Linked DNA regions of Homo sapiens: all the other regions are linked to region 1. A link is a loop called in an ENCODE intact Hi-C map of the cell type or tissue named here. Cell type or tissue: K562. All regions are shown on one strand. Region 1 holds the start of LOC105369831 (a long non-coding RNA gene). Region 2 overlaps LGR5 (leucine rich repeat containing G protein-coupled receptor 5). Region 3 overlaps ZFC3H1 (zinc finger C3H1-type containing). Region 4 has its middle 47 kb from the start of LGR5. Region 5 has its middle 68 kb from the start of LGR5. Region 6 overlaps LGR5 (leucine rich repeat containing G protein-coupled receptor 5). Region 7 has its middle 7.9 kb from the start of RAB21.

Region 1 (4,000 bases):
TTTTTAGCATGACTGTATTATTACTTAGTTGAATATTTTTCTCATTTGGTAATGAATTATGAGTGTGATATTCATTAGGTCCCAAATAGTGCTCTTCTTATCCACTAAAAGAGCTACATAAAAAATACAAAAGTTGTAGCACTATTCACAATAGCCAAGATATGGAATCAGCCTAAGTGCTCATTAACAGATAAACAGATAAAGAAAATGTGGTATATATACACAATGGAATATTATTTCACCATAAAAAGAATGAAATACAGTCATTTGCAACAACATTAATGGAACTGGAAGACATTATGTTAAGTGAAATAAGCCAAAGACACAAAGGCAAATGGCATATGTTCTTACTCATATGTGGGAGCCAAAAAATAGGCTGGGAAGAATAGTGGAGAGGAAGGGATAAAGAGAGGTTGCTTAATGGGTACAAAAATACAGTTAGAAAGAAGGAATATGATCTAGTATTTGGTAGCACAAACACTTAGGGCGACTTTAGCTGACAATAGTTCATTGTATATTTCAAAATAACTAGAAGAGTAGAATTGGAATGTTCCCAACACAAAGTAATGATAAGTGTTTGAGGTGATGGGTATCCCGACTACCCATATTTGATGATTATACATTGTATGCTTGCATCAAAGTGTCACATATGTTTCAAAACATGTACAACTATAATGTGTCCATACAAATTAAAAATAAATTAGTTAAAAATGTAAAGGCAGATTTTCTTACTAAAATTCAAAAACTGCCTTTATATAAATTACAGAAGAAAATAAATTTTAAATAGGGTGATAAATCCCAAATAATTTATATTTAGTTTGTGAATGTTCAAAGCACACACACACACACACACACACACACACACACACAGAGATGTTCTAATTCAGATATGAGCCCTCTCTGAGTCCAATTTCTCTATCCACCACAAACTTTACACTTTCTTCTGTTAGCCTACTTATATATGCATACAACTAGTTGACCTGTAGAGGCCTGGAGCTGTGGACTCATCAACACCAGGTGCCCACCAAATCACATAATGCCTGCATATCTCTAATATATTAGAGGAAGGAGAACTAAGTAGATAAAAGCTCAGGTATCCATAAAATGTAATATCTAAACTAGGACAATGTTGAAAATGAAGAAAGCCATAATGATTACAGTGGGACAATAGAAGGAAACTGGGGCTATACTGGGCAAATTGAGACATTAGAGTCACCCTGTTAAAAGTCTGTGCTGAGTTCTGAGGTCACACTCTGCTAGTAGTTACAGAGAAACAGCTGAAGGCTTTTCAGTAGTGTTGTTAAATGACCAGAACTTCAGGAAGCTTAGCATAGAAGTGGGTTATGGCTCGATTGGAGCAGAGAGAGACTGAGGCTAGGAAAGCCCATGAACATTTTTATGACACCAGTGAAGACATAAGGAAAGGCCAAGCCACGATGGCAGCAATAAAAAGAGAAAACCTATATGAGACATTATCTAAAATCACAGTTAAAGCAGTTAAAGAAGATATACAAGTTGTGACACTGGTCCAAGTAGTTATAAACTTTTGAACACATCTCAAGGGACTTGATAGGTAAAGGTCAGGCATGGTAGAGCAATTGCCAGCAGGAGAAACCAAGGTGAGATCAGATTCCAGGGCCAAAGCTGTTTGCTTCATACTCATTTTTTTCATACTTCCTGTTCATCTGAGTGCCAGGATCACAGGTGTGTGCTTCACTCCACGGAGAACTCCACGGGGGGTAGTAAACATCCCCATTCTGTTTACTACCATGGAAGGCATAGGTAAGCCAAGAGGTTCTGTCACTAGTGGGGTAATAAAATGCCACCAACAATTGCTCCAGACACCACTTGGTGGCACCAGTACCCTGAAATGATTGAATGCAACCTGCTTATCTTGTTCTTCCATGGGAAATTCATATAAACCTTCAGCCAACCCTCAAGTTCAGTTTTTTCCAGGATTATTTGAGTTTGTCGGAACTGTCACATCCTCCTTTATTGTTATCCATGGAGATTCTGGTAGAAGATGAGAATGTCTTTATTTTAATGATCTCTTATTATTTCAAGTATTCCTTTGAATGTACACACACAGAATTTTGCATAAATATGACCATTTCTTACTGGATTTTGCCTATATTAGATTCTTCCCTTTTTGTTTAGCTTCCTCACCTACCATCACCACAATTCCCCCAACCCCTTCCAGAAAACCCACCTTAACAACCTGGTATGTATCTGTTCATATTTTTTCCATCATATAACCTTATACAAATGGATAGATAGACTATAGAGAGACAAATGAATACATACAAAAGTTGTTTTGGTCATTGATTCATAATGTAGACTCACATGTTCTTCTATACATGTTACTTTTCTATCTCAACAATACCAGGTGGTAATTCTTCAAAGTCAACTGGTATTGCTCCATTTTGCTCTTTTGAGTGGCTATATTATATTCTATGGTATAAATATGCCTTAATTTATTCACCAACAGTCCCTATTGAAGGGCATTCACTTGGTTTTACTTTTGCCACATTAAATAATGCTGCTGTTGTCTATATCCTTATGCACTGGTACGGACATAAGTATATATTTTTTTAATTTATGAAATGTTGCCAAATTTACTTTCAAAAAGCTGCTTAAAATTCCCATTTCCCCAGCAACGTATGAAAGTACTCCTTCCCTCACATCTTCACTTGCTATGTACAGTTTTGCTTTTTACTTTTTCTCAGCTTGATGGGTGTAAAATGATAACTTATTATTATTTACTTTTTGTTTTTCTGACTGTTTGTGATTTTTTTTTAGCATCTTTTCAGGTTGTTGGGCTATTTTGATTTGATTCTTCACAGCATTTGCCCAAAGCAGAGATTTTTTTAAAAGACCTCTACTTAATAAAGAAGCTAGAAGAATATTGCTAAAATATATTTTAGAAAGTAGAAAATATGATTTATTATAGTCACTAATATCCATATGAAATATCTAACACACACTAAAAGCATTGGAATGCCAGAAAATAATCTTGTAAGTACTATTTAATTTGAAATGTCTCCTCTGAAGACAGAATGTGCCTATTTTTCTCTTCATAAGGAATTGTCTCTTTCATAGTGTTTTACTTCTGATCGGACAATGTACTTTGCTGTGTATGCTTAAGTAGGATTAGGTATTAAATAGAACCAGTTCCATTTATTTGATTGCCATTCCAAATACTTGCTTTAAAAAAGAAAGAAAGAACAAAAAATCAGTAGGGAAAGAAATTGTATTTTTAAGCTTCTAAGAAGATTTTATAAACAATAGAGCCCAGAGAACAAAAAAAAAAAAGCCATAAAATGACTTGACAGTGTCCTTTTAAGTGAACATATGTGAGTTTTATGCATCCATATGTGTTCACATATGCCCTACATATGCACAGCCAGCTGCTAGCCGGCCAGATTGTTCAGTGTGTATGTTTACTGGAAAACAAGCCCAAAGTGTTTGGTCTCTTTGTTAGAGAAACAGCTCATAATTTCAAGTATACAAATGTCAGTTGTTTCTCATTTCTTTTTCTTCCAAGCCAAATGAGCTGTTGATGCTCAATTTGGCAAGAATCTAACTGAGGCTGACTATCAGCCAGCCACAGGAACCCAGCCCTGAAAGTTTGAGAAATTTTTACAAGAATAAGAAGCTTTTTCCTAATGGCTCCCTAAACCATAGAAAGTTTCCTTAGAGCCTCAGCCAGTTCTCTCCCACTCAATATCCCAAAGTATAACCGCTAACATTGTTTGGATACTAATGGATTAAGTTAGGGTGTGAAATGGGAATATTAAGTCCTCCCATACTTTGGCCAAATACTCTTTAGAAACCCTCTTAACAGAGAAGAGCCCGAGGGTGTAGAGATTTTATTTGTGATAGCAACCTGAGCTATGAGCCCTAACATCTCTCCTTTTATTTCATCTTTTATGACTGTCCCACAGCTTAAAATGATGAAGTAACATTTGGACCAATTTCCAATTGAAGATTAAGCCTTTAG
Region 2 (4,000 bases), 330 kb after region 1:
GGTGGATATGAACTCTAAAACACTGCATTTAGAAGGAGTATCATTTATTGAGAGCTTCTTATATGAAGAAACTGTTTAGTAGAGAGATGTGTTAATGCTTCACTCAGGACATCTGAAGGTCTATGCTGTTGAGCATTAAATCTGGGAATATTAGTATTTAGAGTGTTCGATCTCTGAAGAATTCTCCTGTCTTACTCATTTCATTTCAGATAGCAAATTGGTATAAGATAATAGTGTGGAGGCCAGATTATATCCTTTTTTCTGGGGGGAAAAGAAACGTGATTCATAAAAGATATTTGTCCAGAGAAATGGCTATATTAACGTTGGGAACTGATACCTGGGTCACTTCAAGATACAGCAGAAACTTTGGTAGGAACATAAAATACCAAAGAAGACAATCCTATGACTTCATGCTGAAAGAGCCTTTTCCATAAATGCATCCCAGTGTTTGCAATGAACTTTTTTGTCATTTTCAAGACTTTTATTTTTTTATTTTTTTTTTATTTTCTGTTGGCCAGGCTGGAATACAGTGGCAAGATCTCGGCTCACTGCAACCTCCACCTCCTGGGTTCAAGCAATTCTCGTGCCTCAGCCTCCCAAGTAGCTGGGATTACAGGCATGCACCACCACACCCACCTAATTTTTGTATTTTTGGTAGAGATGGGGTTTCACCGTGTTGGCTGGGCTGGTCTTGATCTCCTGACCTCTGTCTCCCTAAGTTCTGGGATTACAGGCATGAACCACTGCGCGCAGCCCAAGACTTTTAGAAACCACTCATACTTTCTTTTTTTTTTTTTTTTTAAGACAGAGTCTCACTCTGTTGGCCAGGCTGGAGTGCAGTGGCATGATCTCGGCTCACTGCAGCGTCTGCCTCCTGGGTTCAAGCGATTCTCCTGCCTCAGCCTCCCAAGTAGCTGGGACTACAGATGTGCATCACCACACCCAGCTAATTTTTTTTGTATTTTTTATAGAAATGGGGTTTCTCCATGTTGGCCAGGCTGGTCTGGAACTCCTGACCTCAGGTGATCTGCCCCCCTCAGCTTTTCAAAGTGCTGGGATTACAGGTGTGAGCCAACGGGCCCAGCCACCACTCATACTTTCAATGCATAAACGACTGGCAATGATCAGTCAACATATCAACAAAAACATAGAAGCTCATATTATTAAGTCTCTATCCTTTAATCAGTGCAATAGTTAAGGAGAGTTTACATGTGTGCTTTACTTCTAGTCAAACAAAAGCAATCACCTCTTTATCTCCTGATGAAATTATACCTTATTTGAGCATAAGCCAGGCACATTGTTGCTAGAGAAAGGAAAGAGAGATGGTGTTGAATTTTCTAAACATTTGTGGCTCCATTTGTTGACAAAACCTTAAGATGTTTGAAAGCTGTGTTTCTGTTGCTGACAATGATAGTTGTTCTATTGGAAATTTAATCGTAAATGGGGTATGACACCCAACTCTTAAAATTTGCTCCAAGTGACGTTATCTCAGCTATTATCAAAATGTGGCCCAAGGAGGGCCTTTGAGGCATCGCTTGTTCCTTCCCATTCAGTCTGTAGAAGCAGGAATCAGAAGATGATTGAAGTGGCATAGTGGCCAAAAGTGAGGAAGCTGCTTTCTATAGAAATGAGCTTCCTCCCAACAAAGAATTTCATTTCTAAATTGTTTAATTTTGGTTTGCAGGAGATTATTTTGTGATCCTGGTGTGCTTCCTGCATCTGTTTAGTCTTAAATGCTTCCAAAAACATTTTTCAAAATCCACTTCTGATTTTCTACTCCTTCCTAATACGTGGACCACTAAAATACAACTCTTCTTTTTTTTAATCCTACCTTTGAAAATGCAAATGTGTGCGTCTTAAAAGCAGATTGGGAAAAAAAACAAGTGAGAGCTGTTGGAAGCATAGTTTGAGTGATGTTGGTTCTAGTATTCATGCATCTTACAGAACATTGCAAACGATGTGAGTTTTGTCACTTCCATACGAAAAGTTAGGACCTTTAAATTATAGCCACTGTTTATGTTGGACTGGGGCAAAATAAATGTATTGCACTCCCTCTGCTGGCTTTTAGGTGGCAACAGCTCATTAACCAGACTTATTTTTAGATGTATTTCCCCATTTTAAAACAGATAAAAATGGAGTGTGGGAAAAGGAAGCAAAAGCTGGAAAGTTGTTAATTTTATTATTCATTTAAAATGTCAGAAAAACAAACATCTGCTTCATACAAATGGTTAGGATAAGCAAGAAAGCCAGCAGTTTTCAGGCCTTTCAGTGTTGTCCTAAGAAAAAGGATAGGGCCCCTTCTCTGTTTTCCCTGAGGCATGTCTCTAACAGTCTTTAAAAATGTACTCAGTTCCAGTGAGAACACGTGGACACAGAGAGGGGAACATCATACATGGGGGCCTGTCGGCAGGTGGGGGGCAAGGGGAGGGAGAGCATTAGGACAAATACCTAATGCATGTGGGGCTTAAAACCTAGATGATGTGTTGATAGGTGCAACAAACCACCATGGCACATGTATACCTATGTAACAAACCTGCATGTTCTGCACGTGTATCCCAGAACTTAAAGTAAAATAAAAAAATTAAAAATTAAAAAAAAATTACTCGGCCAGGTGCGGTGGCTCACACCTGTAATCCCAGTACTTTGGGAGGCCGAGGTGGGCAGATCGCATGAGGTCAGGAGTTCGAGACCAACCTGGCCAACATGGTGAAACCCTGTCTCTACTAAAAATGTAAAAATTAGCCAGGTGTGGTGGCAGACGCCTGTAATCCCAGCTACTCGAGAGGCTGAAGCAGGAAAATCGCTTGAACCCGGGAGGTGGAGGTTGCAGTGAGCCGAGATCGCGCCATTGCACTCCAGCCTGGGCGACAAGAGCGAGAGACTTCGTCTCAAAAAAAAAAAAAAAATTACGCAGTTCCTTCAAATACTGAAATGAAATAATCTTTTCCCAGAGCTTACTGAACAGCTTATTAGACTAGTATGTTTAGTATGTTCAAAACAGTCAGGGAAAGCAAAAACATTCCTTTGGCTTAGGGTGGGAGGAGGAAAAGGATATCTCTATGCTAGTGTCAGAAAGAAACTAAAAGATCATCACACTGAAACTCCATACCTCAGGGGAGGCCACTTCCATCCATGAGAGAACATTACCTACAAGCCTGGAAGAGAATTATAGCACCATGGAATTTTAGAGCCAGAGGACCTAGGAAGCAACAGTCTACACATGAATGAGAAGGAGAGATCATCTGGAGAGGAAAATGCTCCAGATGTCAGGGCTCTCGGGGACCCCAGGCCCTGTTCCACTCTTGTTCATCATGCATGGGGAGGGTTTTCCTGCAAAGTTGACCTTCTGCTTGGGCTTTGCTCTCTTTTCCATTCTTGCTTTCTTTCTTCCACAGGCGTCTGGATGCTAACCACATCAGCTATGTGCCCCCAAGCTGTTTCAGTGGCCTGCATTCCCTGAGGCACCTGTGGCTGGATGACAATGCGTTAACAGAAATCCCCGTCCAGGCTTTTAGAAGTTTATCGGCATTGCAAGCCATGACCTTGGCCCTGAACAAAATACACCACATACCAGACTATGCCTTTGGAAACCTCTCCAGCTTGGTAGTTCTGTAAGTTTTATTGATTTTGCTCTCTTTTAACAGTTTCTAATGTCACTGGAAGACCTTGGCCTTAAAATGCTGGCTCTTCAAAGCTCAAATGGGGACATTTTAAGGGAGGAAAACCTCCTGAGCCCCTCCCCAAAATGACTTATAAATGCTCCAATTGTGTAAATGACTTAAACAATACTTATCAATTACCTGCTAGATGCCAAGCACAGCAGGGCATACAAAGATAATGAAATATGACCTGTGCCTTAGAGAAGCCCCTTGCATGTTGCACAAGGAGTCACCGCACTGTACAGTTAGTACAGTAACCTAAGTTAAACATTCCTTATTTTAAAAAATAATTGATAATTCAGGTCAAATTGAAAGATGCTCTTCTTATTATCTAATAAGAA
Region 3 (4,000 bases), 420 kb after region 1:
TGGTTGATAACTACTAAATTGTATACGCCACCAAGTAGTGAAGATCTACAGTCTGAAAATCATTGAATTAAATCACAGCTAAACAACTACTGAAATAGGGAAAAAACGATAAAAGTTGTACTTAGAGAATACATTTTAATAAAAACTGTTTTCTGGTAACACAACACAACTCTAAAACAACAGTCTCCTTACTACACAGAACAATTATCCAACCAATTTTACTATTTTGAAAAAGGAAATACTTAATAGGAAACACAAATAATGGAAACTTTTAATAGTAAAATCAATCTACATTGATACATGCTTCATTATATAAAGTCCTAATAGCACAAATACTTAAAATATTTCCACAAATCAATGTTATTAAAAATCTATAACTTTATGGTTTAATTTTCAGGAAAAAATAAACTTTACTGATCATCAAAAGGTCATCTTTCTTTCCACCTTTAATTATTGCACTTACCTCAGCAGTTCGTCTTGCTTCTTTAATCATGGACTCTAATCCACCAAAAACACTATTTGTTGACTTGGAAGCCTCTCCATCAGATTCACTATCATCTGAATCATTTAGTGTTACAACCACTGATTTATGCTTTGGAAGCTGCAAAGACAATATATTTATTACTCGTGATAACAAAAGGATGTCATTTAACCTTGTTCAATTTCAATCCACAAAAATAATGGGCTCCAAGTAGACAGTCTATGGCTCCTTCTAGGGTTGTATTACATAATCCACTGAGTCGACCAATACTGGTTATATGACTGAGACATAAAATGTTGTATATTCTTTAAGACTTTCTATTCTATAATTACTCTCATTAAAATTTTATTTTCACTAACTTTCTATTATAAAGAACCACAATGCAATTTAAATTAACTCTTTTAAAACCAAAGAAAAATTTTGTTAATTTTACATAATAATTATCAAAATTCTGTACTTTGTGGTTACATATAGAGGGTAAATTGCCAAAACTGGCTTACCTAACAGGAAAGATTTCAACTTGTCTTTGTTCTATTTATTTTACTTTGAAGCCATTACAAAACAAGGTAGAAACAAACTATCATTTCAACCTCCTTAATAAACATCATAAATAATTTCTTCCATCATAGTGTAGTCATTGGTTGGAAAACATACACAAAGTATACAAAGAGATGGGAGAAATAAAAAACATGCAATTTGTTAAAATTTTGACTCCAAAAAGATAGAAAATCTGAATGAGCCCATTTCTATAGAAAAAAAGCTGAAGAAATGTCAGAGGAAAGTACACCACTCTGATGAAAACAATACCTCCCCCAACACACTATCACCAAACTCTTACCAGTTTTCAAGTGAAGGTGTTGCTCTCATTTTATCATTAATAAATTAAAAATAAATTTTAAAAATTTGTATTTATATGTGAATATATGTGTGTATATAAATAAACCAAGGGGTAGAAAACAGGACAGCTAAACTTCATAGAAATTTATCATAACTGTTTGAATAAAAGTAGCATTAAATTTTTGTTTTTACCGAGATCACAGTTCGTGGAAGACGGGGTCCTCTGTGAAACTTTGGATTCTGTATCCTAGGCTGAGACACTGTGTTAATACTGACTATTGATAGATTGCTTCTTGGCACAGGATGTGAATTGTTCAGAACTGGAGGTGAAGGTGGGTCACTATTACTGGATGTTTCCTACATAAGGAAGAGAAAGACATTAAACATTCCTAAATAAAAATAAATTTCTGCCACCTTTAAAAATCTTGAGCATGTTAGAATTATCCCCACTTTGCTGAAAAGCCCAATGATGCCCAAGTAACCAGAAAAAAGTAGGACTACCGTAAAGCTAAGCTCAAGAGCACCACCTAGAGGTTTAGGTACCTAAATTACCTCTGGCTTAAAAGCTCTTTTATTTGCTAGAGATTTAAGTAGTTCTTCTCGAAGCAGCATTTCTTCCTCCTCTTCCTCATCTGCAAAAGGTGGTTTTGGAGGCTGTTCTGGATCTTCAGGTGGGAGAGGTGGTAATGGTGGTAGAGGAGGTAGAGGTTCAAGAGAAACACACAAGCCTTCCACATAAGGCTGGCTCAAAGGTGGCAGAGACTATTTTTTAAAAAAAGAAAGAATTACAACGCAAATTTTATCAACTCAAATGCTTCTCTCTGCAGCAATATTAAACTAGAAAAAAATAAACTTTACATTATTATTTTAGCTGTAAATATAGTAAGCTAAGTATATGTTAACCTCAAAACAAACCAGAAATCAATAGCCAACCACGAAAAAGTGTTATTTTTACAATTTTAAAAAAAATCAACAATATTTGAAACATTTATTAACTTCAAGGAAAATTATAGAAACTTCTCTGTTCCAATTCTTATATCCATTTAGCATTCTAGAAGATATAGATATCAAACTATACAGGGTCCTTCCTTCTAGATGACTACCTGAAAGCAAGTAGAGGTACTGAAACCCAAGACATAATATTTCAGTAAAAAATAAAAATTAGAAACCAAGGGATTCTGTGAATAATAGTCCAGAGTACTTTAATCATTAATTAAGTATCAAGAAGAATCACCACTACTCTCTTAAAATGGCTTCTTAAAGAATATCTATAAAGGAAACTAATTTTACACAAATCCCTAAATTTGGATATGTATTTGCATCAAAGATCTTCCACTATTTCCCTTGGCATTTAGTTCATTTATTCATTCCCAAAAAGAAAACATTACAACGAAGAAAGTGCTGTTTTCTCTCTCACTATCGGCTCTAATATTCCCCTCACCATATATGTTCTAGAAAGACACTAGACGTCTTTCCTGAAACGGAAAAGTTCCCTCTTACACCTACTGAGAGATACTCAATTTGATCTCTAGGTCCTCTCAATCTAAAAATAATGTCAAAACTTTTAATGTGTGATTCCTCTACTTCCTTTTTTTCCTTTTCCTTTTATTGTTTTTATTTTTTTGTTTTATTTTTAGTGGGAGGACTGGAGATGGGGGGGAAAAGAAATTAACTTCATAGAAAATGCTTTTCTTTTGCTGGATTTTCAAGTTAAAAATAACCATTTTTATGAAAAGAGGAGAAAGGAGAGTATTAATTTTTAGAAGCATCCTAATGCATGTAAATTCCAATTCCCTAAAAAAGAGACAGTCCAAAACAGTAGATAACTTCTGTTTTTGAATAAATTTTCTGAGTAGCTACTATCTGAGAGTAAAGTGAAGAAGGAAACATGATAGGTACCGAAAAGTCAACATGAAATTAAAAATTAGCTATGAAAAAAATCTACCAAATGGATAGCTTGCTGGTATAATCAACTGTTTATTCTACGTATTTCATTGCTATTAATTCTTGGTAAGCAATTCTGATTTTTTAAGCCCTCTTCAAACCTAACCATTCGTTTTTAAAAACAAATTAGAAAAGACAAGACAAAATAATTTTCTTAGAAATCAATTCTGACTTACAGAAACCTGAGGTGGTGGAGGCAAAGAAAGAGATGGTGCTGGAGAAAAATACCCCAATGAACATTCAGAGAAAAATGGCGGTTGCACTGGTGAAGGAGCTGTAAAAAAATTTTTTGTTAAGAGTTTAATAACAGAAATACTTCATCAGGAATATATTAAGTTTATGTTATGTTTGAAGAAATACATCTAGGTGGAGTGCAAATTAGATTTTATCAACCTCTGATAAAATCTTTAAACCCCTCATGAGTCCACCTCCAGCCATTTAAAATTGTCATATCATCATAAAGTCAGCCATTCACTTTAAACTAATAATTAGTCCCTCAAAACTCTCACTTTGTTCCACTTTTAACCTAATGATGAGAACAGGGAATAAAGCAGGAAAAGACAGAAACATACTTTAAAAAAACAAACAAAAAAAAACACAAGCATATTTTTTAAGAAATAATGAAACAAAAAATTCCCTTAAATTCTGCCAAAGTGCCCTAGCCAAAGGAAAACAATGATGTGGTGACTTCATTATTCCCTTCTTGTGGAGCAAAAGAAAGTTGAGGACATGGACCAT
Region 4 (4,000 bases), 180 kb after region 1:
CTTGCAAAGTCATTAATAAGAGGTCATAAATAGGTATAATCGAAGGTTTGGGCTTCTCTTAAAAAAAAAAAGAGAGACTTAAGAATTAAGTTATAATAATATCCCATTTAATGCCTGAATTTAAATGAAAAAGGGATCTACTGCAGGCCAGGTGTAGTTGCTCACACCTGTGATCCCAGCACTTTGGGAGGCCAAAGCAGGTGGATCACTTGAGCACAGGAGTTCGAGACCAGCCTGGGCAACATAGTGAGAACCTGTCTCTACAAAAATTAATGGGGCATGGTGCCATGAGCCTGTAGTCTCAGCTACTCAGGAGACTGAGGTGGGAGGATCGCTTGAGCCCGGGAGGCAGAGGTTGCTATGAGCCAAAATCATGCCACTGCACTCCAGCCTGGGTGACAGAGTGAGACTCTGTCTCAAGATTTAAAATAAATAAATAAATAGTAAAAACTACTGCAATAGGTTTCTGTAGATGTTATAAATTATAAATATATTAAAAACTGTGGTATTATTATCACAAGTTATCTCAATTATTTCATAGATACCATTCTTCAAGAACTCTATATACGAAACTATGATTTCAAAAATGTTTAACAATAGGAGCTTAAAATTAGATAAATTATTTTAAAAACTAAGGTTAGTACTAGTATAAATACCTGAAACCCTCAGGGAACCACACATCTCGATGAACTGGAAGGCACCACCAAGAGTTTTATGGTCACTCTGTCTTTCACTACTACCCTATTAATATGACAAGTATATTTGTGAACCTAGAAATGGACTTAAGTCTATTATTTGGAAAAAACTTTGTGTTTCTGATTTGTCTAGTTTAATTACAACTACAAATATTAATCAACTTCATCACTGGGTGGCATTGTAAGTACCCATATATGTTGGAGACTTCATTGAAAAAAAAGAGAGAGAGAGAGAGAAAGATCTGCTTTTAGAAAGTGTACCGACTTGGCCAGGCACGGTGGCTCATGCCTATAATCTCAGCACTTTGGGAGGCCAAGGCGGGAGGATTGCATAAGCCCAGGAGTTTGACCCATAGTGAGAAACATAGTGAGACCCTGTCTCTACAAAAAATATTTTTTTTTTAATTAGCCGGGCATGGTGGCATGCACCTGTAGTCCCAGCTACTTAGGGAGCTGAGGTGGGAGGATGACCTGAGCCAGAGAGGTCAAGGCTGCAGTGAGCTGTGATCATGCCACTGCACTCCAGTCTGGATGACAGAGCAAGACCCTGTACCCTCACCCAAAAAAATGTTTATCAGGTGATATCAACATGGACAAGCCTAGACTTACAAAAAACATTAGCCAATCCTAGAATTTTTTTCTAATAGTTAAATGATTATGATAACTCAAGAGCAGGATCATAGGAATATTGCATAAAAATAATAATTTAATTAAATTTAATTTAAACATAGGTGTTTACCTGAAACAGATGTGCCAATGGAGAGCTGAGTACATTTAGCATAAGTAGAAAGTATAATACCTAGCCTATATTACTTACAGAATTTGGAAGATAGCTCCAACGTGGGAGCCACTCTGAGACAAAGCTAGAACCCCCAAATGGCCACGAGGAGCTTATGACGCAGACTTTCAGCAGTAGCCAGAGGACCCTCTTTTCTGAGGCATAAAACATGGTACTGACTGAAGAGCTAAGGCTAGTGAAGGCAGTCGCTGTGTCCTAAAAGATGTTGTCTACAAAGTGTCCTCTAGTGGTCAAAGGCTATCACTGCATGTTAAAAATAGCAACCTTTCTCTTGTAAGACCATGAATCAGCTCTCACCGGTACTGGGTAGTTAATCTGGTGATTATTATTTTTCAAGTATATAAATGGTTTCCCACTTATCTTGATATCAGGAGACAAAGAAAACAAGGTCATTAAAAGTGTCCTGATTTAGTGGCCAAAAAAGGCGGTAGAGCCTAGCAATTAAAAGCGTGATTAGGAGTTAGGCAGCCTATGTAAATAAAACCTTGCTGTACTTCTTACTCGCTTCGTGACCGAAAAAATGAATTAAACTTTTTGCTTGTCAGTTAACACATCTGTAAAGTGGAGATAACTTTATTACCTCATAGGATAAGCTTCATAATAATCCTATAAGGTAATAAATATTAATCAAATCTGGAGCCACCTTAACTCAGAATCTTTTTTTATGTTATAATAAATTATCCTCACTTTTAAAGCTGCTTTCCATGTGTGTTTTCTACTATTATTTTCAGCCATTGCCATCCTACAAATACACTGACTATTATAAATAAATATTTTAGATTAGAATGTGCAGTCTTACTACAGGCTAGAGTTTAGTGTACTAAGGATTATTCTATTATATAGATTATCTAAGCCACTAACTAGGTAGATGAGAAAACCAAGGCCCTTAGAGTTTCGATGTCCTATCCCAGGTCACACAGTTAATAGAGTTGGGATTGTCTGAAACTCAGTAGGCCTAACTCCCAGTCCAATGCTCATTTATCATATGATTTATTTCACTTTTCTTCCCAATCCATAAAAGTCACCACAGATCACACTCCAGTGCAGAGGGAACCAAGAAACCAACTGCTTCTTCAACATAGTTTCCAGACATGGCAACAATTAACCACTTTTTGTAGGCAGTTAATGGATTAACACAACCGCTAAGATTATAATGAAAAGATACTGGAAGAACCACTGTGAAAGCAAAACATCGGCGAGTTCACATCTTACTGAAACATCAGTAATTAGACATTGATATGTGAAAAAATGTAGGCAAATGATGAAACCGGGTTAATGTACTTACTCCATAGCCAACCCATCAGACTACCTTCACCCACTTCCTGCTTTCAGTCCAGCCCTGATAAGAGTTATTTGGCTGTCATTCTGCCTTCCCTCCAGTTTACCTCCTGCCATCTCTTCTTAAATCTGTAGATATGTAATTTAATGGCATCACTATTGGCCCAATGGCTTAGACCCAAAACCTGTAGTCTCTTTAGATGTCTTTCATATTCCATACCCAAACCATTAGCAAATTCTGAATTTACCTTCAAAATACATTCCAAATCCCATCACTTCTCACCAACTACACAGCTACTACTTTGATCCTTTTCTTCATAAACCTTCACTTTGCTAACTACTACAACTGCCTCATAACAAATACTTTGCTTCCACTCGTCTGTTATAGCCCAAAAAATGCTACATTTAATTATTTCTGTGTTTAAAGCCTCCAGTGGCTTTTTATCACATTCAAAATAAAATCCAAACCTGTTACCTTAGTTTACAAGCCCATCTTAATATGATCCTTGGCTCTACTTTCCAACTGCATGTCCTGTTCATCCCACTCTACACTGCCCTCCTTGCTGCTACTTGAAAAAGCCATGCTTTTTCCCAATTTAGGGGTTTTTGTCTATGCAGTTTCCTCTGCTGAACAGATTTCTCCTCCCAGTATTCCAATAAGTGGCTCTATCGCTTCAGTCAGGTCTCTGCTCAACTGTCTGTCACCTGTCAAAGAAGCAGTCTCTATTTCATCTACATTAGAACACCTATCATTCTATCCCTTCATCCTGCATATTTTTTCTTAAAGCATTTATTATTACCTTACATTATATTACACATTTGTTAACTTTTTATTATTTGTATCTTGCACTAGAAGATAAGCTTTGTGGTGGCACAAACTTGTTTTGTTTACTGATGTTTCCCCAGCTCCTAAAACAGTGCAGAGCACACATTAAGTACTCATAAGTTATAGTCAGAGAAATGAATTAATGCCTCCATATTTCACCTCTTAACTTCTGAGCATTGCCCACTGTTTTCCAGTTTGAAAACATAATCCATGCACTAATTAACTATTCTTAGATGCCGCATCACAATTTGTGGTTCTCCCTCTTTCACTTCAAGTACTGAAAGATACAGATCAATTGCTGGATGTTAAAGTGATCTAATGGTAGAAACTGTCTCTCAGCTATTTATAACCAGGCTACAATGCCTGAAATTCTATAGCAAGCCTCTATAAAATTTCTTCAGC
Region 5 (4,000 bases), 150 kb after region 1:
GAGTGCAGTGGCATGATCTCGACTCACTGCAACCTCCACCTCCCAGGTTCAAGCGATTCTCCTGCCTCAGCCTCCTGAGTAGCTGGGACTACAGGCTTGCATCACCATGTCCAGCTAATTTTTTTGTATTTTTAGTACAGATGGGGTTTCACCATATTGGCCAGGCTGGTCTTGATCTCCTGACCTCATGATCCACCCACCTGGACCTCCCAAAGTGCTGGAATTACAGGTGTGAGCCAACGCACCTGGCCATATATAGTTTTTAAAGTTACCTGTAAAACAGCCTCAGGCAGGTCCTTCAGGAGGCATTCCAGGAGAAAGCCTATGTTTTCCTAGGAGATGACAACTCCATGCCTGTTACTGTCTCTGAAGATCTTCCAGTGGGACAAGATGTGGAGGTGGAAGACAGTGAAATTGATTATCCAGACCCCATGTAGGCCTTAGCTAATGTGTGTGTTTGTGTCTTCATTTTTCACACAAAAAAGTTTTAAAAGTAGAAAATTTTAAAAAAAATTTTAGTGGAAAAATACTTATAGAATAAGTATGTGAAAGAAAATATTTTTGTTCAACTGTCCAATGTGTTTGTCTTTTAAGCTATTTTATTATGAAATAGTCAAAATTTTTTTAAAATTAAGTTTATAAAGTAGAAAAGTTATAGTAAGCTAAGATTAATTTATTATTTAAGAAAAAATATTTACAAATTTAGTGTATTCTAAGTGTACAGTGTTTATGAAGTCTACAGTAGTGTACAGTAATGCCCTAGGCCCTCTCATTCACTTACCACTCACTCATAGACTCACCCAGAGCAACTTCCAGTCCTACAAGCTCCATTCATGGTAAGTGCCCTATACAGATGTACCATTTTTTACCTTTTATACCTGGTTTTTACTGTATCATGTCTATGTTTAGATATGTGTAGCTCATAAATAATTACTACTGTGTTACAATTGCCTATGGTATTTAGTACAGTAACATGCTGTATTGGTTTGTAGACTAGGAGCAACAGGTTATACCATATAGCCTAGGTGTGTAGTAGGCTGTGCCATCTAGGATTGACTCTCTGATGTTTGCAAAATGACAAAATCACCTAATAACACATTTCTCAGAACATGTCTCTATAGTTAAACAACATATGACTGTATTTTCATTTAAAATAGTCACTCAAATTTGAAATGGCTATGCTTATTGTCTCCAGATCTCTCTCTCTCTTTCTATATATATATATGTGTGTGTGTGTGTGTGTGTATGTGTGTGTGTGTGTGTGTATGTGTGTGTGTGTATATATATATATATGAAAGAGTTAGAAACACTACTAAGAAAAAATAAATAAAAAGCACAAACTTTTAAAAGTCTGCATACAGTTGTTGTGAAAATAAATGGGATAATATGTTTAGAGAGTGCTTAGCATGATGTCTGGTGGGTTATAAATGACCAATAAGTGGTAGGGATTTTTATTAAGAAAATGCCATAGATCTAAATATTTTTAAAAAATCAAAGTACTCCTAACCACAAATTTACTACTTCTTAAAATATTTTCATAATATTTTAACCAATGAAAATTGTAAATTTTAACTATTTCACATAGATAGCAAAGTAACAATACTTTTCCCTCTTATTTTTATACACAAAAACATAACAAAATGTTTGTTAAAGATTAGTTATTGCTTATATTTATAAAGTAACTATTTTTAAGTTTATCATTGGTATACTGATTAACCAGCTTTGAAATGCAACAGCAAATAATCCTGACTTGGCTTAAAGAATAGTTTCCAGAGATTACAAAAACATCTTCATACTGCCTTTTTCTGTTATCCAAGGCTATGGATACTCTGAAAATTCTGGTGAAGAAAGTAATGTTCTGGACATATTCATAAGCAACCTTATTTTTATAATGTAATCATTAGAATCATAAGAATTATGGTGACCACACACACCCATCAAAACCATAGTGGTTTGTGGGCTGTCTAAAACACTCTTGAAGAGAAGAGAGCAAGATTCTGTTGCATTTGTGACCTCTAGAGGCCAACGGGAAGTGATATATTTTATTCACTCAACAGTGCCTCCAAAGACAATCCTCAAGAGTTTAAGATTTATAGGCATTAAAAAATTGAGCAAATGCAAGAGAAGAGAAGCTCCATTTTAGGTGGATATGTTATCTTGAACTAACAACCACAAACCGCAAATTGAAGTTTTAAATAATAATTTGAAAAAGTCTCAGACACTTGGAGAACCTTCATGGAAAATGAAAACCTCCCCTACTTCACAGTGCAGCTGTCCAGATTAATTACTTATTGTAAGTAATCATCATATTGAAGATGAACACAGCATAATGCACTCACTGGACCCTGGAGTCAAAATTAAATTCCAATGTTTGCTTGTTTGGTATTCTGCAAAAATCATTAACCCCTCTGAGCCTCAATGCTCTCATTTGGAAATTAGGTAGGTATAATTAACCTACATTACAGTGTTGTTTGTAGATTAAATTAGATAACATATATTCTGGATGTATCTTGAAAACTGCCAAGTATTAAACCAGTGACACAAATTTCATTATGATTATGACACCATTTGTTCATAAGTTTCATTTTATCACTAAATGATATGATTTTTTCACCAGAGCAATAAAATCAAAACAAAATATTAGTCTACTAAAGTCTTACTTAAGTTTAAAAAAAAGGCTTGAAGTAGAGGTTCTTCACTCCCTTTCTGTGTGCTATTGCATAACAGCCCTAATAACACTAGGCAGAATCAAACATCAACAGTGAAGAGTTAGCGGCCCAATTAAAATTACCGCCTTTTTTCTTAAAGATGCCAATTACGGTGTAACCTCTGAAATGTTAGGGAATTTTTTGACTTCTCAACGTGTTCAGAAATGGTATCCACCAACCTTTCCATACATGACCACTGTGTTTAAGAGCTGTCTTCAAGGATCAAACTTTCCAAACTAGCTCCTTTTACAGTGGGAGTGAAGTCTGTGTTACTGCATATTGGCACATTCACATAGCCCATCTATCACATAAGAAAGGTCTAATAAAATATGGCTAAAGTATTGCTGCAAAACTCCCTTTTCCCTTCTTTATTCCAATAATGCAGAAGTCTAATAATGGATTAATGGATGCCTCTAAGAACTGAGAATGTTCTTCCATCCCATAGAGCATCATAGGATGTATGGTGCTTGACCATTACAATTGTATTGTCTCTAACCAAAATGCCAATCCCAAACCCATATTTTCAGCTCACTCTCTCTCATGCCTCACAATAATTTTTGTTAAATCTTCACGACTCACCTCAAACATGCTCCACTAAAACCTCTTCTGTTATTCTCAACAACTAACCCTACTTTTAAAAGTCAGTGCCTTAAAACAACTCTCTAAACTTCCCACTATCTACTTATCAGTACATTTGTAGCTGCAACCATAACTTCATTATTCCCTCCTGCCTCACTGAATTAGGTTATCTTCCACCTCAATTGAAACTTCCACACCATGTCCTATGTCCTGACATCTACCTATGTTTCAGTCATAATTATGTTAAACTGCAAGTGAAAGAAAACACAAAATGGTAGTGGCTTAAACAGGATAGAAATTTGTTTCTTTTTTGCAAAAATTAGGATTCTACATAATTAAATCAGGGCTAGTATGATGACTCTACAACGATCAGAGGTATGACTTCTTCTGACTTGGGTCTCCACTAATCTGAACATATGGCTTCTACCCCATGGTTTAAGATTACTACTGAAGTTACAGCCAACATGTGTGCATTCCAGTCCACACAAATGCATCTACGTTCTTCCCATTGACTAGAATCTAATCCCAAGGCCTAGCTAGCTGCAGGGGAGACAAAATAATGCATTCTCTGTTACAGAAAATGGTAAGCCCAGCTAAATATTAAGAGAAGTGGTGAGTGGAAGAATGAATATTAGTGAACAAGTAACAGTCTCTACCACAGTCCTCTCCTGCTTCCTCATGTTCTTCTTTCTGTTCACATTTCCTCTTCCCTC
Region 6 (4,000 bases), 350 kb after region 1:
TCCCAACTGAATCCAGGCTCCTTTACCACAGGAACATCTTATCATTCTTCTTCAAACCCCCAGCATCTAGTATAATGCCAAGTCCAAAGTAGTTACCCAATGACAGCTTTTTAATGAATCAATCTTTAAATCCTCACATACCTACCCTCATACTTTAAACGTGGTAGACATTAGTGAATATTTGTTGAGTTTAATTGGACTAGAAGAATGACTCAGCTAAAAAGTATATGGCACTCCATTGACCAGGCAGTTCAAATACCACTACATTGAAAACATCTGTAAAACAAAATATTTTTTAATCTCTAATAATGTCTCACCTTTTAAAACAATAATTAATTCAAGAAAATTCTAATTTTAGACATATGCCAGAATAGCTCATTTCCTCTCCAATAATCTGATGAGTCTCTTGTGTATGTTATGGTGACCAGCAGATATAATAACCTTCAGTTGATATCGATAGATAGACTTCGTCTTTCATTAAGTAATGATCTGATTGCCAGTACTTTGAATTACCTTTTTGCCACTCAATGGATATTCTACAGATGTTGGAGGGAGAGGAAACTGTTAAGTATTCAATTTACTTGCTTTTCTCCTTAGTAACTATCACTCATATCTCCCTTGTTGTCAGAAATCTTCAATTTTATATAGTACAGATTCCTTACCAAAAATCTCATACTGCGAGTCAAAACACTTTTGAGGCTTGCCTGAAACCAAGGAATTGGGAATGTTATGTAATACAGTATAATTAAAATTACATAAGTACATTTACTGTATTTGTTCAAATTTTGAACAGATATTCATCTTTCAAATTTTATACTAAGATATTAATTGCTGTTTGGGTTTCTTTTAGACATTTCTATGACAATCCCATCCAGTTTGTTGGGAGATCTGCTTTTCAACATTTACCTGAACTAAGAACACTGTAAGTTTCTATGTCTCTTATGGATCACTTTCCCTCTACAGGGTTGCTGTGAAAAACCAAATGAATATTATAGGTTGAAGTGCTTTGAAAATGGCAATAAAAATTACCCCTGTCTAGAATCTTCTACCAGTAATACTTATATACTCCTCTTTCTAGGACTCTGAATGGTGCCTCACAAATAACTGAATTTCCTGATTTAACTGGAACTGCAAACCTGGAGAGTCTGTAAGTACTGAGTAGACTCTTGACTTTGCCCAGAACATACACTGCCATTAGAGCTTGATCAGTCTTAACATCAGTGAGTCAAAATATGTCACTGTGTGATGCCTGAATGAAAGAATTATGTCTGGTTTGTGTTTTAACAGGACTTTAACTGGAGCACAGATCTCATCTCTTCCTCAAACCGTCTGCAATCAGTTACCTAATCTCCAAGTGCTGTGCGTATCAGTAAGGCAATAATGTTGTGTAAACAGGCAACTTCCATTTAGGGGTGAAATGGCAGACATGATTTCAATAATCTCTTTAAAAGAGGAGAAAGTTTTTCCTTTCAGGTCTGCAGGAGGTCAAGCCTCCTTTGCCCTCTTTGGTCCAGGCTCTCTGACATGATCCTGGTAACAAATGGTAATGTACCCTTTGTTTTCTAAGTCCCAAACAAGCTCCCACTAGACTTTCAGTTGGCACATGTTTTCTTTCAGAAAAGATATGAAGAGGCCAAAATCACTTTATTTCCCCCTCTAAAGGCTTTGCAGAGCAGAACAAAATAACATAATGGATCAACCACCCAATATGGATGCCAAAATCAAAAACTGAGATCTCAGATCCACACAATCCTTGATAAAGGTGATCAAACATCCTTCCAGTATAGTTGTCAATGCCATGTTCTAATGTTTCCTGTAATGGTTAAACAGCTTGCATATGTTATTTCTATTGACTTGGGACTTTTTTCCTCTGCCTTTCCCATGTGTTATGAAAAAAAGTAGTTTACATGGATTCAAGGAGACTTGTTTTGACCTTCCATTTTTCAGCCTTCTCCCTCAACTTCCACTCAACACAATCATTGTCCTCTCAAGCATGTTGGGACTTAATAAAAGGACTCTTAATCTTTTGCCATGGCTCTGCACTCACATAGAAGGCACCTGTGGCAATTGAGCGCCTGCAATTTCACTATAAGCTTTACTTAGCAGCACTCAGAATGTTAAGTAGATAAACGGGAATGGCTGCCTCTGTGATTCTGCCTTTCCCCAGCCCCAGCCTGCCGTGTCACTTCAGACTCCAGTTGCTCAATGATATGTGGGTGCAGTGACACCACATGGTAGCCTTGGAGTCAGTGATTCACATCTGAAGAAAGGGAGTATAGAGCAAATCTTTCTTTGCCCTACCCCATCCCACCCCATGAAGTGCAGCTACAGATAAGAAAGCAGTATTAGAGAATTTAATTTGTTAAAATCACAAAGCAAGAAAGAAGCGAGTTTGAATTCAAATACAATCAATTTGATTGAATAACTGGGAGAAAGTGTGTGTATATCAGGTGGTAGAAATTTGGGGGGCCATGTTAGAATTCTGCCTACCACACCCAGAACAGGTATAATCATCCCCATTTCTCCAGAAAACTGGCGCAGTTATATGATTAGGATTTTACATACTGGAGCTAGTAAGTAAGGAACCAGTGTTTAAACTGCATCTCTCTCTGCTATGTCACACAATGAGTGGTAACCACTCAGGTCTAGAACTGCATGAATGGAGGCTCACTGGCAAAATGACTTTAAAAGCAAAGGCTGTGGAGCCAACTTTTCTGGTTCAAATCCAAGCTCTCTATATGCCAGCACAGGATCTTGAGCACATTATTATTCCTCCTGGAGCTCAGTTTCCCAGTCTATAAAAGGAGATGTAGCCACTTCCTTCAGAGGGTTCTCATGAGGACTGATTAAATGACTACATGTCAAACAGTTACAGCAGCACCTGGGACACTGTAACTCTCAGTCAGTGTTAACTTTTATCATCTTTCTCACTTCCCTGGAACCATTATTCTTTCCTTGAGTTGGAACTTGAAAAGCCGGGAGGAATACACATAACATTCATAGTAGATCTTGCCATTTTCAAAGCATTTTCACCTATAATATTCATTTGTTCTTCCCAATGACCCTGCAAAATGGTGTCTTCTCATTTAGGAGAACTGAGAAAGATACCAATGCTTAGCTAGTGTATCAACCAAGTAGAATTAGCTGAAGTTGAGACTAGAACCCCAGAGCCTCACCCCTAGTACAAGGTGCTTTATGTTCTCCTGGGGGTATAGATCTGAGAGCTCTCCCCTTTGGCTAACTCATCCACTGAGTACTTGTTACATGAGGAAATTTCACTGTACATGACTAGTTTTGCGTCATGTGCATGGGAATTATTTAGCCCATTCTGTAGGTTATGTGTAACTTTCCCCACTTACTAGCTGGTCAGCTTAGGCAAGTCATTTCATATTGTATGGGTAGAATTATGGTGTCTCCCTCATAAGGTAGCCACAGGAATTAAACCAGATAATTCAAGTAAAGCTATAAACATGGTACCTTTATATAAGAAGTGCTTGGCAATGGGCAAAGGATTCCCTGTTTAATAAATGGTGCTGAGAGAACTGGCTAGCCATATGCAGAAAATTGAAACTGGATCCCTTCCTTACACCTTATACAAAAATTAACTCAAGATGGATTAAGACTTAAATGTAAAACTTAAAATATAAAAACCCTAGAAGAAAATCTAGTCAATGTCATTCAGGACATAGGCATGGGCCAAGATTTTATGATGAAATCGCCTAAAGCAATTGCAACAAAAGCAAAAATTGACAAATGGGATCTAATTAAACTAAAGAGCTTCTGCACAGCAAATGAAACTATCATCAGAGCGAACAGACAACCTACAGAATAGGAGAAAATTTTTGCAATCTATCCATCTGCCAAGGGGCTAATATCCAGAATCTACAAGGAACTTAAGCAAATTTACAAGAAAAAAACAACCCCATTAAAACGTGGGCAAAGGATATGAACAGACACTTCTCAAAAAAAAAGACATACATGCAGCCAACAAACAGATGAA
Region 7 (4,000 bases), 530 kb after region 1:
ATAAGTAATTATAATACTCAATAATACATGCTAGGAAGTACTTAAAAAGGGGTATAGGAGAATGGTAAGATTTTGTTTTGTTTTAGAGATAAGGTCTTGCTCTGTCACCCAGGCTGGAATGCAATGTCATGATCATAGCTCACTGTGGCCTCAAACTCCTAAGCTCAAGTGATCCTTCCATCTAAGCCTTGAAGGTAGTTGGGACTACAGATGCGCACCACCATGCCTAGCTGATTTTATTTTTTTAAAAATTTTTGGTAGAGATGATGGGGGGGTCTCACTATGTTGCCCAGGCTGGTCTTAAACTCCTGGCCTCAAGTGATCCTCTTGCCTTGGCCTCCCAAAGTGCTGGGATTACAGTGCAAGCTACTGCGCCTGGCCTAACAACAGCTGGATTTTAATTAAAATCTTTTCCAAGTAGGAATGAGTAACCAATAGGAAAAAACACTCAAATAAGTGGTACTGAATGGTATAATTCTCAGTATACACTAGTATTAATACTTACAAACTTCCCATTCGACTACAGCTATCCCAAAGCTCTCCAATCTCAACATCACAAATCTGTAAGAATCCTCAGCCAAATTATTTCACCAGGGCAAAGCAATTTCTTTATTAAAGAGGCTTTTAAAATTCTCTACACTGACTGATTTCTCAAGAAGATGCGAAAGAATAGTCATTCAGGCCCATCTCAAATAGACAAATATCTCTAGAATTTCCAGTTTCATATGACTAGTGGCATCTAGTTTTTAAAAATCAACATACTGCAGACTGACTCATTGAGACTGTTACCATTCTGAACTGAAACTTTTTAGTAATTAAAAAATTGCTGTTCACTTTGGGAGGCCGAGGTGGGCGGATCACCTGAGGTTGGGGGTTCGAGACCAGCCTGACTAACATGGAGAAACCCCGTCTCTACTAAAAATACAAAGTTAGCCGGGCTTGGTGGTACATGCCTGTAATCCCAGCTACTTGGGAGGCTGAGGCAGGAGAATCGCTTGAACTTGGGAGGCGGAGTTTGCGGTGAGCTAAGATTGTACCATTGCACTCCAGCCCAGGAAACAAGAGTGAAAATCCATCTCAAAAAAAAAAAATTGCTGTTATACATCCTATTACCAATCATCTCAAACATACACTTCCATCTGATATAATTAGGTAAGCTTCATGCCATGGTTATTTCAAAATACAATTTCTAAAGGCAAAATAAAATACAATTGGCCCACCATTTGTGGGTTCTGCACCTGTGGATTCAACCAACTGAGGATAGAAAATATTCAAGAAAGAAAATGTCTGTACTCCACATGTACAGACTTTTTTCCTTGTCATTATTCCCTAAACGATGTAGTATAACAACTATTTACATAGCATTTACAATGTATTAGGTATTATAAGTAATCTACAGATGATTTAAAGTATACAGAAAGTTGGGAGGCTGAGGTGGGTGGATCACCTGAAGTCAGGAGTTTGAGACCAGCCTGGCCAATGTGGTGAAACCCCATCTCTACTAAAAACACAAAAATTAGCCAGGCGTGGTGGTGAGCACCTGTAATCCCAGCTACTCGGGAGGCTGAGGCAGAAGAATCACTTGAATCCAGGAGGTGGAGGTTACAGTGAGGCAAGATCACGCCACTGCACTCCAGCCTGGGCAACCAGAGTGAAACTCGGATGTGCATAGGGTATATGCAAATACTACACCATTTTATATAACAGACTTGAGCATTCATGGATTTTGGTATCCATGAGGAACCCTGGAACAAATCCCCCATGAATACTGAGGAACGACTTTACATATTTATGACTAAACAACGTTTTCGGTTTCTTTACTTGCCTTCCCTTTTTAACTCTTGAGAGTGTATATTTTTAGTAGAAACTGGTGGAAAGATCTGAGAAGCTGAACATTGGACTTAAATTCCTTCTTTGACAAACATATGTAAAGTTTCTTGGGACACTTTTAGTTAACAACTTAGGGAAAAATGGCTTGTGAACTGTATCTTCTCCCCTTTTCCACCCAAGAGTCATAGGATTTTGGAATATTCTTGTTTTCTACAACTCAGAAAAAAATCTCCCCATGGTTTCCTTCTTTTTAATGTTGAAGGACACCTAAATTTTGAATTACGCTGGCAGCTTTAAATGTATGCTGGCCAACCTGGTAAATTTTATTGGGCTGCTAGTGCCTCTCTGTGGCCAGTGACTACAATTACAGCTCAGTTTATTGCCAGTGAGAAGCATTTGAAAGATTGCTTCAGATGTACAAATAGTGGCTTTGGAAGCTGCAGAGGCCAGGCATGGTGGCATTCACCTGTAATCCCAGCTACTCAGGAGGCCGAAGCAGGAGGATCACTTGAGCCCAGGAGTTCTAGACCGGCCTGGACAACATAGTGAGACCTCCATCTCTATTAAGAAAAAAAAAAAAAAGCTGCAAAGAACCTAGGGGAATGAGATTAGAACTGACCCAAAGCTGTGGGGACCTGGGCTACACCGGGGAGGGTAGATAGCTAAGCAGGGACTGGATTTTGATTGAAAGGAGAAAGGGGTGTGCATGCTGGGTAGATATCAAACATGATCACTACACATATTGTAATTGTTTCTGTGTTGCCTCCCACACTAGAATATGAGCTCCATGATGGCAGAGACATCTTGCCAGGCACTCAACAACAAAGGTTGCTGAATGATTGAGCAATAAAGGAATAAATGGGATTCATTCATAGAAATTACACATTAGTTGATAGCTGCTATTCTATTACCCTTATTAGAGGCTTAAGATGGAAAATGCTTTGAGTAAATTTTTTTTTTTTTTTTTTTTTGAGATGGAGTCTTGCTCTGTTGCCCAAGCTGGAGTGCAGTAGTGCGAACTCGGCTCACTGCAACCTCTACCTCCCGGTTCAAACGATTCTCCTGCCTCAGCCTTCCGAGTAGCTGGGATTACAGGCACCCACCACCACGCCTGGCTTATTTTTTGTATTTTTAGTAGAGATGGGGCTTCACCATGTTGGCCAGGCTGGTCTCAAACTTCTGACCTCGTGTCATCCACTTGCCTGGGCCTCCCACAGTGCTGGGATTACAGACATGAGCCACCACACCCGGCTGCTTTGAGTAAATTTTATTTAACAATGCTCCATATGCCCAGGAGTATTTCTCAAACCTCATTTTTAATACACAGTATTTTATAGGCTTAGCTCCATTCATTCCTTTGTTTCAGTTAACACATATTAATTGAGCACTACATTCCAGAAACTGGAGATACAAAAATGTGACAGACACAGTTCTAGCGCATAGCAGACAAAATCCCTGCTTTGCTGGCAAACCCCCAATTTCAGCTCCCTCCACTGTGGCAGCTGCAGGAATCGTGTTTTGTTTTGTTTTTCTTCAGGTTCGTTTATCTCTCCTGTTGTACTCCTGTTTTTCTACACTTTAGCTCCTAATACTCAACTTATTCTTTTTTGAAAGGATGCATATTATAGTATATTAACCCAAATTCCTTGAAATTTCTTGTACTTGTAGAAAAGTGATATAGAAACAGTGCATCTGTAAGTACTAGAATTTCTCCAAGTAGTTATAAAAGTGTTTTTGAATTCTCCTTTTGTCTCTGAGGAAAAATCTAATTAGAATAAGAATGTATTTTCTGTAACAGTTGCTAAAAGGAACCAATGTTCAATGGAGGATTAAAAGTGCCTTGGGGATACAAGATAATTCTACGTGGAGAAATGAAGCTGAGAAAATACTTAAATGACTATGTGAAAGACATGCATAGATAATACTGGCAAAGTTGGAAATAGTTTCTTCGAGCTTTTGAGTTTCTTATTCTTTTACTACTTGTTCAGCCCTACTCTCTGTTTGCCTCCATAACTTAATATAACCAGTGGATTTATAATTATGACGGGCTGTAAAAATATACACACTTCATTAGGCTAAAGTAGGGTTTCTTGACCTTGGCAACATTGACATTTTGGGCTGGGGCACTTGTTGTGGGGCACTGTCTTGTGCATTGTCAAATGTTTAAATG

The links. Peaks named below come from ENCODE experiments on the same cell type or tissue, not always from the same donor. Only the 100,000 strongest peaks of a DNase experiment are listed, where the experiment ranks them.
Region 2: a loop joins it to region 1, with 18 times the contacts of the local background. A loop is called at or near these places in 10 of 110 quality-filtered maps.
Region 3: a loop joins it to region 1, with 2.9 times the contacts of the local background. A loop is called at or near these places in 7 of 110 quality-filtered maps.
Region 4: a loop joins it to region 1, with 9 times the contacts of the local background. A loop is called at or near these places in 26 of 110 quality-filtered maps.
Region 5: it touches region 1 in a loop (11-fold over the local background); 6 of 110 quality-filtered maps call a loop at or near these places.
Region 6: it touches region 1 in a loop (4-fold over the local background); 10 of 110 quality-filtered maps call a loop at or near these places.
Region 7: it touches region 1 in a loop (5-fold over the local background); 22 of 110 quality-filtered maps call a loop at or near these places.

What each region holds. Positions count from the first base shown.
Region 1 is chr12:71,215,329-71,219,328 of GRCh38, forward strand. It overlaps LOC105369831 (a long non-coding RNA gene), which reads left to right and starts at 1,506. Exons shown (of 3, transcript XR_945081.2): 1 at 1,506-1,782. In K562, a CTCF peak has its summit at 1,850 (motif pointing right); a DNase peak (open chromatin) is centred at 1,853.
Region 2 is chr12:71,549,678-71,553,677 of GRCh38, forward strand. LGR5 (leucine rich repeat containing G protein-coupled receptor 5) reads left to right here. Exons shown (of 18, transcript NM_003667.4): 5 at 3,396-3,611. All of the region lies in intron 2 of LOC105369833 (a long non-coding RNA gene), which reads right to left. Among named protein-coding and RNA genes, the nearest start is that of LGR5, 110 kb to the left of the region's middle. In K562, a CTCF peak has its summit at 2,062 (motif pointing left); no DNase peak of the experiment used is centred here.
Region 3 is chr12:71,634,980-71,638,979 of GRCh38, forward strand. It overlaps ZFC3H1 (zinc finger C3H1-type containing), which reads right to left. Exons shown (of 35, transcript NM_144982.5): 7 at 3,439-3,536; 8 at 1,871-2,080; 9 at 1,511-1,675; 10 at 464-601. Among named protein-coding and RNA genes, the nearest start is that of ZFC3H1, 27 kb to the right of the region's middle. In K562, a CTCF peak has its summit at 1,841 (motif pointing left); a DNase peak (open chromatin) is centred at 1,832.
Region 4 is chr12:71,391,017-71,395,016 of GRCh38, forward strand. No RefSeq gene overlaps it. Among named protein-coding and RNA genes, the nearest start is that of LGR5, 47 kb to the right of the region's middle. RefSeq lists a silencer at 1,533-1,827. In K562, a CTCF peak has its summit at 1,729 (motif pointing left); a DNase peak (open chromatin) is centred at 1,725.
Region 5 is chr12:71,369,325-71,373,324 of GRCh38, forward strand. No RefSeq gene overlaps it. Among named protein-coding and RNA genes, the nearest start is that of LGR5, 68 kb to the right of the region's middle. In K562, a CTCF peak has its summit at 2,017 (motif pointing left); no DNase peak of the experiment used is centred here.
Region 6 is chr12:71,565,554-71,569,553 of GRCh38, forward strand. LGR5 (leucine rich repeat containing G protein-coupled receptor 5) reads left to right here. Exons shown (of 18, transcript NM_003667.4): 9 at 851-922; 10 at 1,079-1,147; 11 at 1,288-1,359. The region is part of intron 2 of LOC105369833 (a long non-coding RNA gene); the gene reads right to left. Among named protein-coding and RNA genes, the nearest start is that of ZFC3H1, 96 kb to the right of the region's middle. In K562, a CTCF peak has its summit at 2,216; a DNase peak (open chromatin) is centred at 2,218.
Region 7 is chr12:71,744,999-71,748,998 of GRCh38, forward strand. No RefSeq gene overlaps it. Among named protein-coding and RNA genes, the nearest start is that of RAB21, 7.9 kb to the right of the region's middle. RefSeq lists a silencer at 2,867-3,076. In K562, a CTCF peak has its summit at 2,182; a DNase peak (open chromatin) is centred at 2,173.